Regions from separate parts of the Homo sapiens genome. Here regions 2 and 3 are each linked to region 1. A link is a loop called in an ENCODE intact Hi-C map of the cell type or tissue named here. Cell type or tissue: psoas muscle. All regions are shown on one strand.

Region 1 (2,500 bases):
TGGTGAGATTATTTTGGGCATTAAATGAGTCAATAACGTGTAATGTGTTTAACACTTGCTCAGACACCTAGCAACACCTGTTTACTGCTATTATCATTTCTGTTATTACTATAAATGCAAACATCATCGAAGGCTCCCTTTGTAAGCAAAATCTTTTTTTTTTTCTTTATGGGGTGCAGTGCTCTCCGCTAGCTCCTAAAATTCCTATGGGAGAAACCAGACTTTTTCTGAAGAAAATGTTTCCCCCATTCTTTCCCACCTCCTACAAGCCTCAGACGCCCCTGGCAGCCTTAGGTGTGGCCGCCCAGTTCTCGATTGGCAGCCACAGCCCCGGGCGCCTCCTCGCCTCCCTCCATCCTTCCTACGGCCTCACCCTCCGGGAGGTCCGTGACGATGGCTTCAGGCGAGATGCACACGCCACGGTCATAGACAGGCAGCTCGTCGCAGGCCAGGCTTTCGGGCCAGCTGTGGTTGTACATCTTCATGAGGGGCTCGCAGTCGTCGCGCGCGCGTTGGCACACCGACTTGCACGGCTTGATAGGGTCGTGCAGGAACTCCAGGGTGCAAATGGGCGCGTACATGGCACAGAGGAAGAAGCGCAGCACGGCGCTGCAGTTCACGTCCACCAGCTCCTCGTACTGCTCGATGGCCAGGATGGCGTTCTCCTGCGTGCTGTGGTGCAGGTGGTTGGGCATCCGCGTGATGTTCCAGGGCATGTGCCGGCACATAGGGATGCGCACCGCCTCGCAGGGCGCGCCGCGCACGCCCAGCGCCAGGTGCAGCCACAGGCACAGCGCCACTAGGATGGAGAGGAACATGGCACTGCCCTCTCGCGCTGCGACCCCGGCAGACAGAAAGCGCCCTTCTCTTCCTGCCACCCTCATCTTTCGCTGTCCCTTCGCCGAGGAAGAAATCCTCTGGGGCGCAGGAGAGTTTCTTCCCCCAAACTCCAGTCGGCAGCAAAGCGGGGCCGCGGGGTCCGGCCGCGGAGCTCCGCCGTCTGGCACACAGGGCACGAGCAGCGCCAGCTCTCAGCCTTCGGGGCGCGAACCCGCCCGGGCAGCTCCAGTCCCGGACTCCGCAGCTCGGAGCGCAGCCAGCCACGGCCATTGCGGGACCCTATTTATCCCGACACCTCCCCTGACGTGGGCTCGGAACGCTCCCTTGGCAGCTGCAGCCGCGGCGCGGGCTCCCCCTCGGCCGCCCCACCCCCAGGCCCGTCGGTGCAGAAGCGGTGACATCACCCCCTCTGGGCCGCAGCCCAGGGCTGGAAGCCTGCTTTCCCCCTAAAGTCCCTCCTTTTTAGTCTGGCCAGTCTTTTTTCTTCGGACCAAGAAAAAGAACCTCTGGCAGTTGTTTTCGACACCGGATACAAGAGGGTGCGGGAGAGAATTTCAAGAGAGAGAAAGACACTCTTTGGCTGAAAACTGAACTTTGCTCCCTCTGCCTTAGAGTTTTTCCAAGTATAGAGTTGGGGGAAAATAGGAGCTTCTGCTGCCCTCTAATTCTGAAATATATTTGCTTTCTCCGGTAGGGGGCATGAGGAGCGCTGAGGACAGTTGGGACAATGTCCTGCAAGGCAGGCGAGAGTGCAGTGAATGTCAGAACAGGAGGGTCACGTTGTATAAATCACTCCCACTCCGCCCTTAGTTGTGTGGAGTGTGGTTTGTTGTTGTTGTTGCTAGTAGACAGTTTGGGCCGAAATTTTTCCAGTATAACACTTGGTTTGTTTCTGCTCCAGGAAGTTAACAGAACTGGGGGAAGGTGTGCTAGCATCTTCCAGCTTCAGAAATGTCTTCTAACATTTCCTCTTCCTTCTAACTCCCTGTTCCCCTCTGCAGCATTAGTGGAACCCAGGAGAAAACATTGGGCACCACAATCTGAAAGGTCTCCCCTGCTCTGATCCTTCATGCCAAAGGATTTCCACCTCAGCAGCCTAAAATCTTGATTTTTGATGTGCTCAGAGACTGTTGCTTGAGTTGAGTAAGAAGCTGTGTACTATGGGATGCAAGTATGTATGTTTTGCTTTCTCTTTTATCTTACTTGCATTAGGAAAAGGTAGTCCAATTGCTGGCTCAGCTATCTACAGAAAAGGGAGGATTTATTTATATGAGATTGATGTATATCAATCTTCAGGTGGTAAGACTTCTGGTATATGCTATTTATTAGGGCATCAGCAATATGGAAACATGTTCTCTGAATGTTAATCTTTAAAAACATAGTTTAACTTGAATTTAAGGCACATGGTTTTTCTCTCCAAAGCTTAAACCTACACAATTAGTTTAGTTTTGACTGAGGATTAAAACTAAAGACTAAGGATTAAAACAGCTGAGGAAACAACAAGCACAAGTGACATCTATTGGGAATTTACAATGGTCAAGGTATGAAGCTAAGAACTTTAAATGCATTATCTTATTTTTTAGGGAACATGAATTAAACATAGTAAGTGAAAAGGATAAATGAGACAAATACATTTCAGGATTCATCCAAAGAGTCTGGT
Region 2 (2,500 bases), 88 kb after region 1:
TACCTGCTCTTACTTACTTTCAGAATTTTCATATAGCTGCTCCAGGCATTCTTTATGGGTTTTATGGGTGCATTCGGTTAGAGAAATAGGATGTACTTAAACTGTTTAATCCAATATTTTTAAAATATCACATTACACAGCAGAAAAACAATGAAGTTAACAAGGTTGCATATCAGGTTTAGTTGCAAGTAAACATTTGACATATTCATTTTAAGTGCTAAAAACTATTCTAATATCTTGCCTTCTATATGGTAAGAAGTGTCAAGAGCCAGATCTTGATTCCCTAGCTCCATATGGCAGTAGAATTCCCAATAAAAGCCAGAATTTATTATTTATTAGCTAGGTTAGAATTAGGTGCTTGCAAAACCATTAAGAGCCTGAACTGGCAAAATATATTAGTTGTAGGTTTCGTGCTACAGAGACAGAGGTACTGCCATCCAGAGTCAGTGACCTGCAGAAATCTGCTGCAGATTCTATAACTCCATCATCCAGAAAGGTGAATGGCAGGAGAATGCAGAAACTACTGCAAACATTCATGCCTGGGAGACCCACACTTACACCCACTGTCATAGAGATGGCTTCTGCTTTGTCTGCCTTCTAAATCTTGTGGCAGGGTGTCTCCTTGGTGGAACCCCACATAAATTCAAAACCCTACTGGCAAGGGAGTCTAGGGAGTGTAGCTCCCAGGCTTCTAGTCCCAGAAATACAAGAGAACTGAAGGGGGCATGAAGAATACTGAGTGTCTGCAGTTAGTATTTAGCAAAGTAATAATGTTTAGTTCTGTTGGAAAACATGTTTTTCATCTGGCAAGTCAAGGCTAAGTTGGTGTTCATCCTTGTGAATTTCATTAGTCATAACACATATGATAATCATATAGATGCAGTTTTAAGTTCTGATTTTACACAAGGTCTGAGGTTAGTAAAAACAAACAATAACTAGCTAAATCAAAATTAATGTTCACTGTAAAAAATTTAATAATCACATATGCTAGGATATTTTTGATTACCAGAAGGAGATGTGGCATTCCGTTGGTGTTAAATGACCTGTCTGCCACAAGTTCTGGTGCAGAAAATCATTAAAGCTCAGAGACTCTATAGTTGGAATAAAGTTTCTGGAAAACATTGGGACACATCTGAACTCACGATAAATTGAGCTAATGTGGATATTTGTAATAAATATGCTTATTTAAAAGAGATTAAAAAATAGAATATACCCAGAAATCATAGTGAAATATGCTTATCATAGAATTACCATAAGGAGAGCACGATGCACCAGGCATGGTGGCTCACGCCTGTAATCTCAGCACTTTGGGAGGCTGAGGTGGGCGGATCATGAAGTCAGGAAATCGAGACCATCCTGGCCAACATGGTGAAACCCTATCTCTACTAAAAATACAAAAATCAGCTAGGTGTGGTGGTGCGTGCCTGTAATCCCAGCTACTTGGGAGGCTGTGGCACGAGAATCACTTGAACCCAGGAGGCAGAGGTTGCAGTGAGCCAAGATTGCACCACTGCACTCCAGCCTGGCAAATGAGCAAGATTCCATCTAAAAAAGGAAAAAAAAAAAAAAAAAGAAAAGCACAATGCACGGGTTTTTGTATGAATAAACAAAGTATATTTTTTGAGTTTTAAAAATCTGAGCAAAAAATGAAAAAATACTTTAACTTATAAAAATTTTATTCCTACAGTTTCACACAAATGTTATGGTCTTGCTTTGAATAATACTGATTTCACACTTGAATTTACCCATTTTAAAGCTATTTTAAATTAAAAATAAATCTTTAAATACTTTCTCAGTCATCCAAAGTAGAAGAGTACCTCATTTTTTATCATATGAGAGAGTTATTGCAACATTTAGTATAGAGTGAAAGAGCTAGGTTAAGAAAAAAGAAAAAGAGCATATGCTGAGGATGCATTTTGAAGTAAAAATAAAATATCTGTTCGAGAAAGGTTAATGCTGAAGATAAAAGAGTGATTTCACTTACTTTATCAGAACAGTAGAAAATAACATTTACAAGCAGTGAAGACTATATTACTAAATTTATTGGCTTTTTAAAACTTAAGCAAGATGAAATAAGATTTATGTAGCTATAGAACAAAATAAATGAAGTAATGGCCAATATGTGTACAAATTTTAGATTTGGTGCAAATATGTTCCCAGTTTATAATTCCAACAAAACTACACAAAGTTCCACATTATCTATTACATTCCAACTTAACTGATGTTGGCAGTTTGCTTATCTGACATGATCTTCACAGTTAAATTGCTTTATGTCTTGGAGTAATTTCATACAGTTTGCCCTAGCCAGTCTCTACAGTTAAGTGTTGAATGATCATTTTCTGCTCTGTATTACTAAAAGACTAAATGCACTGTACTTTGATCAAAGATTCTAATGGTGATTACATAGAAATTGTTACTGAAGCAGAAAAAGCCTCAAAAATTCAATGTATCAACCAAGACAGTACTAACTAAACCTGATCTATAAAAAAGTTTCTCAGGT
Region 3 (2,500 bases), 140 kb after region 1:
TTGGTGAGCAACTGGTGACATGGTTTGCTTGGCTATAAGAATCTCTGGGTCAATGGGGAATAGCTGTTTATTCCCCCAGGGAAGAATTTCATGAGGTCAGGTGAGTACCTGGATAGCCCATGCAGCAGAAAGCCACTGGTCAAATTGCTAATAATGATGGCCTCGTGTTTAGCTTGGTAGAAAAGCAGCAACTCATGTCAAGGAAAAGGTCGGAAGAGAGTTGGTGTATGATCTGGGTAGGTCGTCATGCAAGAGGGAACCTGTCCCAATACAAGTGGTGCCACAAGTCCTTGAGCTGAGGGTGTCAGGGAATCAACTAGTATCAAGCACATGTTGAATTCATTAGTGGCAGGGACCCACAGTGGGGGAAATCCCAGCTAGCTATGGTACTGGAAACTGTAGTCCCTGTAATTTGGTGGGTTATCATCATCCTAGAATTTGCTACTAGCCTAGAGAATGCCAGCTTTGTAATTGGTACACAGTACCACATTGGCCTGAGAAAGGAGGTAGTTAAGGGCCAAAAGAGGCACAAGTAGTAACCAGGTTAAAGCATGGGTGAAGGAAGTTGAAATTGACAGACAGTCCATGGTAATGTTCTTAAAATATGAGTACTTAAAATATGAGTACCAAATTAAGCATGAAACCCAGTCAGGACCCTGTTGATTCTCCACTCAGCCCTGATGCAAATATTGGATCTGTAAATCACCCAGGGTCTCTAGGGAGGGGACCATCTGCTGCAATGAAAGGGCCCGAGGTATACTGGAAGTCAATCTAGGAAGGCCCAAAAAGAAGTGTAGTGGAAGCATACACTGAAGGTCCTTGAGGGACCGAAATGCAGGTTGGGAAGAGACTATACTAGCTTCCCTGCAGCAGCAGCGAGCAAGCCCTGTTACCTAGTTAGGATGGAATATATCCTAGAGGAAGCTGCTGCTATGGCAGTCCTTGGGAAATCACAGCATGTTCTAGCACAAAAGCCAAAGTGGAGCCAAGTAGTGGATGCCAAAGGATAGTGGATATAGAGGAGTTAAAGGAAGAGCAGCTTTTGACAATGAAAAAATGAGGGTAATCTGCCACATAAATTCTCCTTATCACAGATGTTATACCTCAATGGAGATGGTAGAGCCAGCCAGGGACATTTCAAAATTTTAGGAAGCTTTTTTCCTTTGGTCACAATGACTCAGAAATGCTGAGATTCAGTGAGAAAAGTCAGGGATATAATGCATCTTGCAATCAAATAATTATGCTACAGACTGCACAACTTCCAAGTTATCTCACTAGATGTTTACCTAGATTAGTAAATTCTACCTATATTTTCTGAGCCTAGAGCCCAACTTCTTTTATAAATAAACACAAAATATTGTTGTATAGTTTGAGCATACATTGAGTCTTCCAACAATAACTGTAAATTGAGAGAAGATTGTGTTTGGATTGATTGGAATGATTCCATAAACTTGACAGCCTAAATAACAAAGAGAAGTTTCTAAAAGAAAAGATGTTTATTTGGGAATAGGACATTGCAATAGGAATATGCAAACTATGTGCGTATTCAGGGAGGTAAAGAAAGACAAAGGTTTTTAAAGGAAAAAATGAGGAGGATTACCTAATTGTTTTAAAGTAATTATTTTAATTGCCTAGAAAGAGCAATAAGGAGGGTGATGCCAGGCCAAGTTTGGACAGGCAGTTGCTGTGCGGATGTACTTGCATAAGTATTTTTTTGTATAAGATTGCAAATGGCCTTTGTTCAATTTTGTGGTTTTTCTAGCGTCTTTTTTGTTATCAGGCACACAAGTGTGAGAAGCCTCTGTTCATGCCTTTCCCTGGCTCTATTTGTCAGGGTTTTCTTTTTTTTTTGAGACAGAGTCTCACTCTGTCACCCAGGCTGAAGTGCAGTGGCACGATCTCCACTCACTGCAACCTCCGCCCACTGCAACCTCTGCCTCCTGGGTTCAAGTGACTCTCCTGCCTCAGCCTCCCCAGTAGCTGGGACTATAGGCGCGTGCCACCATGCCTGACTAATTTTTGTATTTTTAGTAGAGACAGGGTTTTTCCATGTTGGCCAGGATGGTCTCGAACTCCTGACCTTAGGTGACCCACCTGCTTCAGCCTCCCAAAGTGCTGGATTACAGGCATGAGCCATCATGCCCAGTTGGGTTTTCTTAGTATTAGTGACTTCATTTTTACTCTGACAACTTTCTCAAGCTGTTCACCATAACAGAAAATTATGTTACTGATAGCAATGCTGCTCAGGATATTTGGGCTACCTACACAACATGCCTGTGTTGGCAGAATTTGTACTATCACATTCATAATGACTCTACATGTAACTGCAAACATCTGGATGCTTAATTATGTCTTATGGCACAGTTGTATCTGAGTAATTAGGAATTAAAATTAATTAAATTAAAAAAATATAGTAGAGAAGATAAAGCCAAAAGTTGGTTCTGAGAAAAGATAAATAAAATCAATAAACTGCTAGCAAGAGTGATGAAAAATAAGGAGA

Evidence for each region. Peaks named below come from ENCODE experiments on the same cell type or tissue, not always from the same donor. Only the 100,000 strongest peaks of a DNase experiment are listed, where the experiment ranks them.
Region 2: a loop joins it to region 1, with 2.3 times the contacts of the local background. A loop is called at or near these places in 5 of 110 quality-filtered maps.
Region 3: a loop joins it to region 1, with 2.1 times the contacts of the local background. A loop is called at or near these places in 5 of 110 quality-filtered maps.

The regions. Positions count from the first base shown.
Region 1 is chr7:37,915,720-37,918,219 of GRCh38, forward strand. It overlaps SFRP4 (secreted frizzled related protein 4), which reads right to left and starts at 1,098. Exons shown (of 6, transcript NM_003014.4): 1 at 374-1,098. The coding sequence starts at 818. In psoas muscle, a CTCF peak has its summit at 1,527 (motif pointing right); DNase peaks (open chromatin) are centred at 592, 1,222 and 1,562; H3K4me3 peaks cover 1,919 bases; H3K27ac peaks cover 408 bases; H3K27me3 peaks cover 484 bases.
Region 2 is chr7:38,003,665-38,006,164 of GRCh38, forward strand. It overlaps a transcript of LOC105375236 not described here. Among named protein-coding and RNA genes, the nearest start is that of EPDR1, 84 kb to the left of the region's middle. In psoas muscle, no CTCF peak of the experiment used is centred here; no DNase peak of the experiment used is centred here.
Region 3 is chr7:38,053,467-38,055,966 of GRCh38, forward strand. No RefSeq gene overlaps it. Among named protein-coding and RNA genes, the nearest start is that of STARD3NL, 120 kb to the right of the region's middle. In psoas muscle, no CTCF peak of the experiment used is centred here; no DNase peak of the experiment used is centred here.